Linked DNA regions of Mus musculus: region 1 is linked to region 2. Evidence: chromatin loops called from intact Hi-C (ENCODE). Cell type or tissue: heart. All regions are shown on one strand. Each heading gives the region's core, and the rest is flanking DNA. Links, peaks and the distances in the headings are about the cores only.

Region 1 (2,922 bases), core at 90-2,589, 430 kb before region 2:
AAGGCGATGGTACCATAATTCTTGCTTTCAAGTCTGTAATTAAAACAGTCTGAAATGGGTATGAAGGTAGATACATAGACCAGTGCAATGAATGGGACAGCCCAGAAACAAACCTGTGGACTTACAGTCCGCTGAACCTGGCAAGACTGACGAAAATACCAAGCAGAACCGTCCTCTCTCCAAGAGATAGCGTGAGGAGAATTAGATGTCTGTGGGTGCAGCGAACTCCAGCCTTCATCTCACCTCATACACAGTAAACAACTCAAAATGAATTAAAATAAGACTCGAAGCCCAAAAACCTCAGGAGGAGAGGCAGAAGGGGAGCGTTTCATGGCTTTGTCGTTGTCCGTGATTTCTTAGATTGATACAGAAGCCTGTGGCAAGCAAAATTGGACATGTGGGACTCCCCAACTCTTCTGCTTAGCCAGGGTGACCGTCGGTAGCATGGTAGGTGGCCTACGAGATGAAGGGACTGTCTAGAAGCCATATCCCAATGAGGGCTGACTTACCAAAGAGGAGTCAGGGTGTGGAAGGAGCTTTGATCTGCCAGGTATGCAGCATTCTCACCATAACTGATGTAAGAATAGCTTACATATCTGTAGGTAAAGAAAATGTGATGTATCTATGCAATGGAATATTAGTCACAGTACGATACAAACAAAGTAAATGGGGCCAAGGAGATGGCTGGGTGGTAAAGGTACTTGCTGTGAAACCATAGGACAAGGTACTTCGGGTTATCTGTAATCTGCTGTTGGGGGATGGAAATTGGGAGGGGAGACGCAGAGTCTCTGCAGACTCGGGGCCAAGGTACCCTGGTGGACGCAGCCAAAAGGGTGACAGACTATCCCAAACAATAGATGTCAAAAGTCTGATAACTGATGGTCGTCCCCTAGCCTCTCCACGCACAGTGTGGCACATGTGGCACTCACAGGCACGATCGCACGGACATAACAAGCACAGAAGGGAGAAAGGAGTCTTGCTGACTCCGATTACTTTTGGTAATCTAAAGCTGTGAGACTCGTAGCAGCGTAATATGTAATGGCTTCTCGGCACTGGTGCTGCTGGCCAGGAAATGGGAAGCTGCTGTTGAGAGATTGCAGTTTTGAAAGATCAGGACGTTGTTACAACACGTACAGTTACGGCATAGTTAACAGTAAGTAGCATAGGCTTAAATTTTGTTGAGGGTAGATATTGTGTTCTTGCTATAATGAACAGAGATGACACACACAACAAACAACAACAACAACAACAACACAAAACCAAAAGACTCAACACTACCAAAAGCCAACTAAAGTCTATTCCTTTTGAACGGCTCCTCCTTATGTAACCAACCAAACTTTGCTTCACTGGTTTTCTGTGGTCTTTGCCTTATGCTGATCCTTAGGACGTTACAAAGTAACAGCAGACACCTTTCCTCTTTGTTGCACTCATGCCAGGTGGCCACCAGGGGGCAGATGATGCTTGGGAAAGAACTGAAGCTGAGCCGTTTGAAGCTTGTACCTAAGCACAGTTTGTTGGTTGGGAGGAGTTTTTTGTTGTTGTTGTTGTTTTTTTGTTTTTTTGTTTTTTTGTTTTGTTTTTCAAACAGGAGCTACATTTGGTTTTCCTTTACACTGGTATTATTTGCATTATTTCAGCTTCTTTCTGCACTTAGGGAAAACGGCTAATATTTAATGTGCATGGGATAGGTAATGATAGTGGAGTTCAAATAAACTTTTCTTATCTTAAATTTATTTATTTTTTTAATTGTAAATTTATTTTATTCTATGTGTGTGGGTGTTTTGCTTACATGCATGTCTGTTTATCACATGCGTGCATGAAAGGGTGGGACTGGAGATGATTGTAAGCTGTCAAGTAGGTGCTGGGAACTGAACACGGGTCCTCTGGAAGTCTAGCTGTTACCTGCCAAGCCTTCTCTTAAGCCCGTTAAAATGAAATTTTTAGTAAACGTACCTGATTGGTGACTGGATTGGTTATTTCTTCCTTTGGGTAGTGTAAGCTAGTGGATTTCTTTGTGACAGAATAGTTTACTGTTAACAAAAACAACCCCAACCCCTGAAAAAAGAGCCCACCCAGAAACCAAAATCGGACTATGTGGACAGTGGTGTGTCTATTTGTGACACCAATCTTATTTCTCATTCAGTTTATAATTTTGAGTCTCACTGATACCTTTTTAACCGTAATTTTGATAGCATAGGGAGAGCTTGTGGTTTTTTGTTTTTAATATTCAGAATTTGGGGACAGGTGTTTTTAACAGTTTTAAAAATAACAACCTGTGATCTAACAGAGGAAATCAAAGCTGGAACGTCTGTTTCTTTGACTCTTAATTCAGTGGTGTGACCCTCTGACGGGGATCGCCAAAGACCATGGGAAAATGTTAAGATTCATAACAGTAGCAAAATTACAGTTATCAAGTAGCAATGAAAACAGTTTTATGGTTTGGGGGGCCCAGCATGAGGAACTGTATCAAGCTATAGTAATTCCATTGTTGTTGCTGGTTCTGTTAGCAGGGAGGTGTTCATTCAGGAGGTTGGTTGGGTGTGGGTGTGCTCGCTCAGCCCCACAGTGACCCTCTGTGGGTTGCCATCCTCTGACAGGACAAGGCATGGGGTGTGAGCAAGGGGGTGAGTTGCTTCAGTTCTCCTCTTCTCCTGTCCCCTCGGATTCTCGGATGCTGTGTGGGATTTCTGAATGGGTTTTTAACATCTAGTGAGCTGTTAATGGAGTAAGGTTTGTTGCCTTGTGATATTGTTTACCGAGTCTCAGAAGCAGCAGACCTGGTACAGGGCTAACTTTTCGTTTTTAGTGTGGCTCTCAATACATGAGAATTAGAGTTGACAATTTGACAACCTGTCATTAGCACAGTAAAAAAAAAAAAATGCTGTTTATTTTAAAGATTGGAAGTATTTGTTGCTTGAGGGT
Region 2 (2,922 bases), core at 326-2,825:
ATCTCATTTAAAAATATCACATTTGTGGTAAATGCACAATCCAGAAGAAACGGGTGTCACTTTCTTAGCATATATTAAAAGCCACTTACAGCGTATGTGCCCCTGTGTGGCGTGTCCGTAGTCTCTGGAACAGGCGAGCAAGTTGTGATGACTTTGTCCAAGAAATAAGTAGGCTCCCAGGTCTCATCTTCAGATAGGAGCAGCCTCATTGCCGTGGAGATTAAATAGGCTTGAGCTAGCTCACCACTGAGGCACAGCTATTAAACTAGTAGGTTTTCAGGGTGGCGCCAGAATTGAGGGGATTTATTTCATTTGAGGTTGTTCCAGCTACCTAAGCACAGACTGTGAAGTGGGCCCTGAATATGGCTGTCCTCATGTGCTCTGTATACTGAGGAATGAAATTAATTGTCGCGTTGGTTACCCATTTCTGGTATTGTTTAACATACGGGTCATTTTGGTGTTTTTTTTCTCTCTCTCTCATTTATTTATCCTCCATTTCTTTTTGTCTTCTATAGCTTCAAAATTGCTTATGACAGCTCTGGGACCTGTCAGAGTGATTGCCAAACTTTGAAATTTAATTTTCCTGCAGCAGCATCCAAAGTTAACAAAGAGACATGGGAATAATTCCATTAAGTCTCCCCCCATCCGCCAGCAAGTGCTCCTCCTCGCTCTGTTCTACTCTGTTTCTAAAAATACTCTAAAGTGGCATCGACTCTCTCATTTCTGAGGGGAAAATAGTCTATACTGAAGGCTTTCGCCGTAAAATATTACCATAGTTCAGTATTAGAATGAAGTTCAGTTTCACTAGTCCTCAGGGTATAAAAAAATGATTTATATTTCATTTTTACATACTGTTAATTCGTATACCGACCCTAGATATTTTAGCTATACAACTTTAAACAGCTAAATAGTTTCCCTTCTCAAAGAAATGCTATAAAGATAACATATCCTCATTTTTTCCTTCCATAGCTGCTTCATGACAGTGTCCTTAGAGTTAGTTCAGAATAGAATGTTTAGTAAATTAAATAAAATAATAGTCATAGGGAACTGACAAAATATGCTTATTAAATAGTTGTGGGTCAAAGAAGAAGTGAAACCTGCAATATTAGACTTAATTCAGGGGATCAGGGGAGCTGTGTTTCATGGAGCTAAAGAGATGGCTCAGCACTTAAGGGCGTGTACTACCCTTCCCAAGGTCTTGTGGCTCACAGGCTCCTGCAGCCTCAGCACTCTTAAACGCGTTCTCACGACCGGCCAGGAAGAACACAACAAACCAGAATCTTCTGCGGCAAAACTTTATTGCTTACATCTTCAGGAGCAGGAGCGCAAGCCCCCAAGCCCAAAAACGAAAGCCCCCTGCTTACATCTTTAGGAGCCAGAGCGCCAGCGCGCCAGAGCGCAGAGCAAGAGAGAGAAAATGGCGGAAAACCCCGTCCCCTTTTAAGGAGAATTATCCTTCGCCTAGGACGCATCACTCCCTGATTGGCTGCAGCCCATGGCCGAGTAAAGGCAGAGTACATGTAGTGGAAAATTACTCTTGGCACATGCGCAGATTATTTGTTTACCACTTAGAACACAGGATGTCAGCGCCATCTTGTGACGGCGAATGTGGGGGCGGCTCCCAACACAGCACCAGGATATCCAGTGACCTCTTCTTGCCTGCTAAGGCACCTGCACTTCGATGCACAGCCCCCACCCCAGCGCACATAACTGAAAACAAAATAAACCTTGAAATAAAAAGGAGCTGTTTCCGTAAAGAGGTCATTGTACTGCTGTTTCCACACAGCCAGTACAGGTTGTGTTGTCCTTCCTGTGGTGTGTCGTGACACAGACCTACTGCAGTATCCCTGAAACTGTTCTGCATCAAAATGCACAAATACGTGATACTTTCCACACACCCAACATTCGGAGGAGAGTTCCAGTATCGTTAGAAGGATTCACCAGTGAATGGAAGCAGTTCTCAATCTTCATGGTCTCCTTATGAACCTTTTTATATTTCTTACTATGGTCGTTTATGTGAAGGCAAACATCCACGTGCCCTGTCTTCCACTTTACAGACGCGTGGAAAAGCATAGTGTTTCTTTTTGATAGAACTTAGCTCATATTCACACACTGTCGTTATGTAAATGCAAGGCTTTAATGCATGCATGTGCTGACTTATGTGCAAAATGTTGTATAGCTACAATGAAATAAAATACTGACCTGTGTAAAAGTCAAGGAAATATTAGACTTCATTATTAGACTGTAATATTAGACTTCAGTCAGGGGATCAAGGGAGCTGTGTTTCATGGAGCTAAAGAGATGGCTCAGCACTTAAGAGTGTGTACTGCCCTTCCCAAAACACTTACGTAAATGTTTTGTGGCACATTTAAAATCACATTTTCGTAACTGGTATTTTATTATTTGATACACATTATCATGGTCTGCTGCTGAGCCAAGGGGCGTATTTTGGTTTAATTATTGGAGACATTCTCCCGTGTAAGTTTTAGAGTAAATATAAGGTTCCTGGATATTTTGTGATTGGCTCTTTTGATTTTCACCCAACGTCTCTAGGTTGAAAACGTGCGCTTGGTAGACAGAGTGTCTTGTAAAAAGGCAGCGCTGGGAACTTTGTATCTGACGGCCACTCACGTCATATTCGTGGAAAATGCACCTGACACAAGAAAAGAAACCTGGGTATGACATCTGCATCTTTAGCCTTACATGTTTTTCATTGGTTTCAGGATGGGGACCGTGGACTTTTGGGGGCATTTTTGGGAGCGATTTCTGAGATGTATTAGAAAAGGAATTTCCTTCACAGCCCTAAGATGGGATGGATGAATGTGCTAGCAGTGGCTGAAGCTGCTGGAGCCTATGCATGGCCGGGAAGATCTTCAGTCCTACCAGGTGTCGCATGCGACAGCACCTGATGTGTTATAACTG

The links. Hi-C counts contacts between places; a loop is a spot of excess contacts. Peaks named below come from ENCODE experiments on the same cell type or tissue, not always from the same donor. Only the 100,000 strongest peaks of a DNase experiment are listed, where the experiment ranks them.
Region 1: a loop joins it to region 2, with 2.6 times the contacts of the local background. A loop is called at or near these places in 4 of 42 quality-filtered maps.

Annotation. Positions count from the first base shown.
Region 1 is chr8:41,042,246-41,045,167 of GRCm38, reverse strand. The region is part of intron 5 of Mtus1 (mitochondrial tumor suppressor 1); the gene reads left to right. Among named protein-coding and RNA genes, the nearest start is that of Gm16193, 9.3 kb to the left of the region's middle. In heart, for the core only: a CTCF peak has its summit at 1,440 (motif pointing right); no DNase peak of the experiment used is centred there; H3K27ac peaks cover 310 bases.
Region 2 is chr8:40,608,648-40,611,569 of GRCm38, reverse strand. Mtmr7 (myotubularin related protein 7) reads left to right here. Exons shown (of 14, transcript NM_001040699.1): 2 at 2,554-2,676. Among named protein-coding and RNA genes, the nearest start is that of Mtmr7, 25 kb to the left of the region's middle. In heart, for the core only: a CTCF peak has its summit at 1,634 (motif pointing left); a DNase peak (open chromatin) is centred at 1,559; H3K4me3 peaks cover 539 bases; H3K27ac peaks cover 1,178 bases.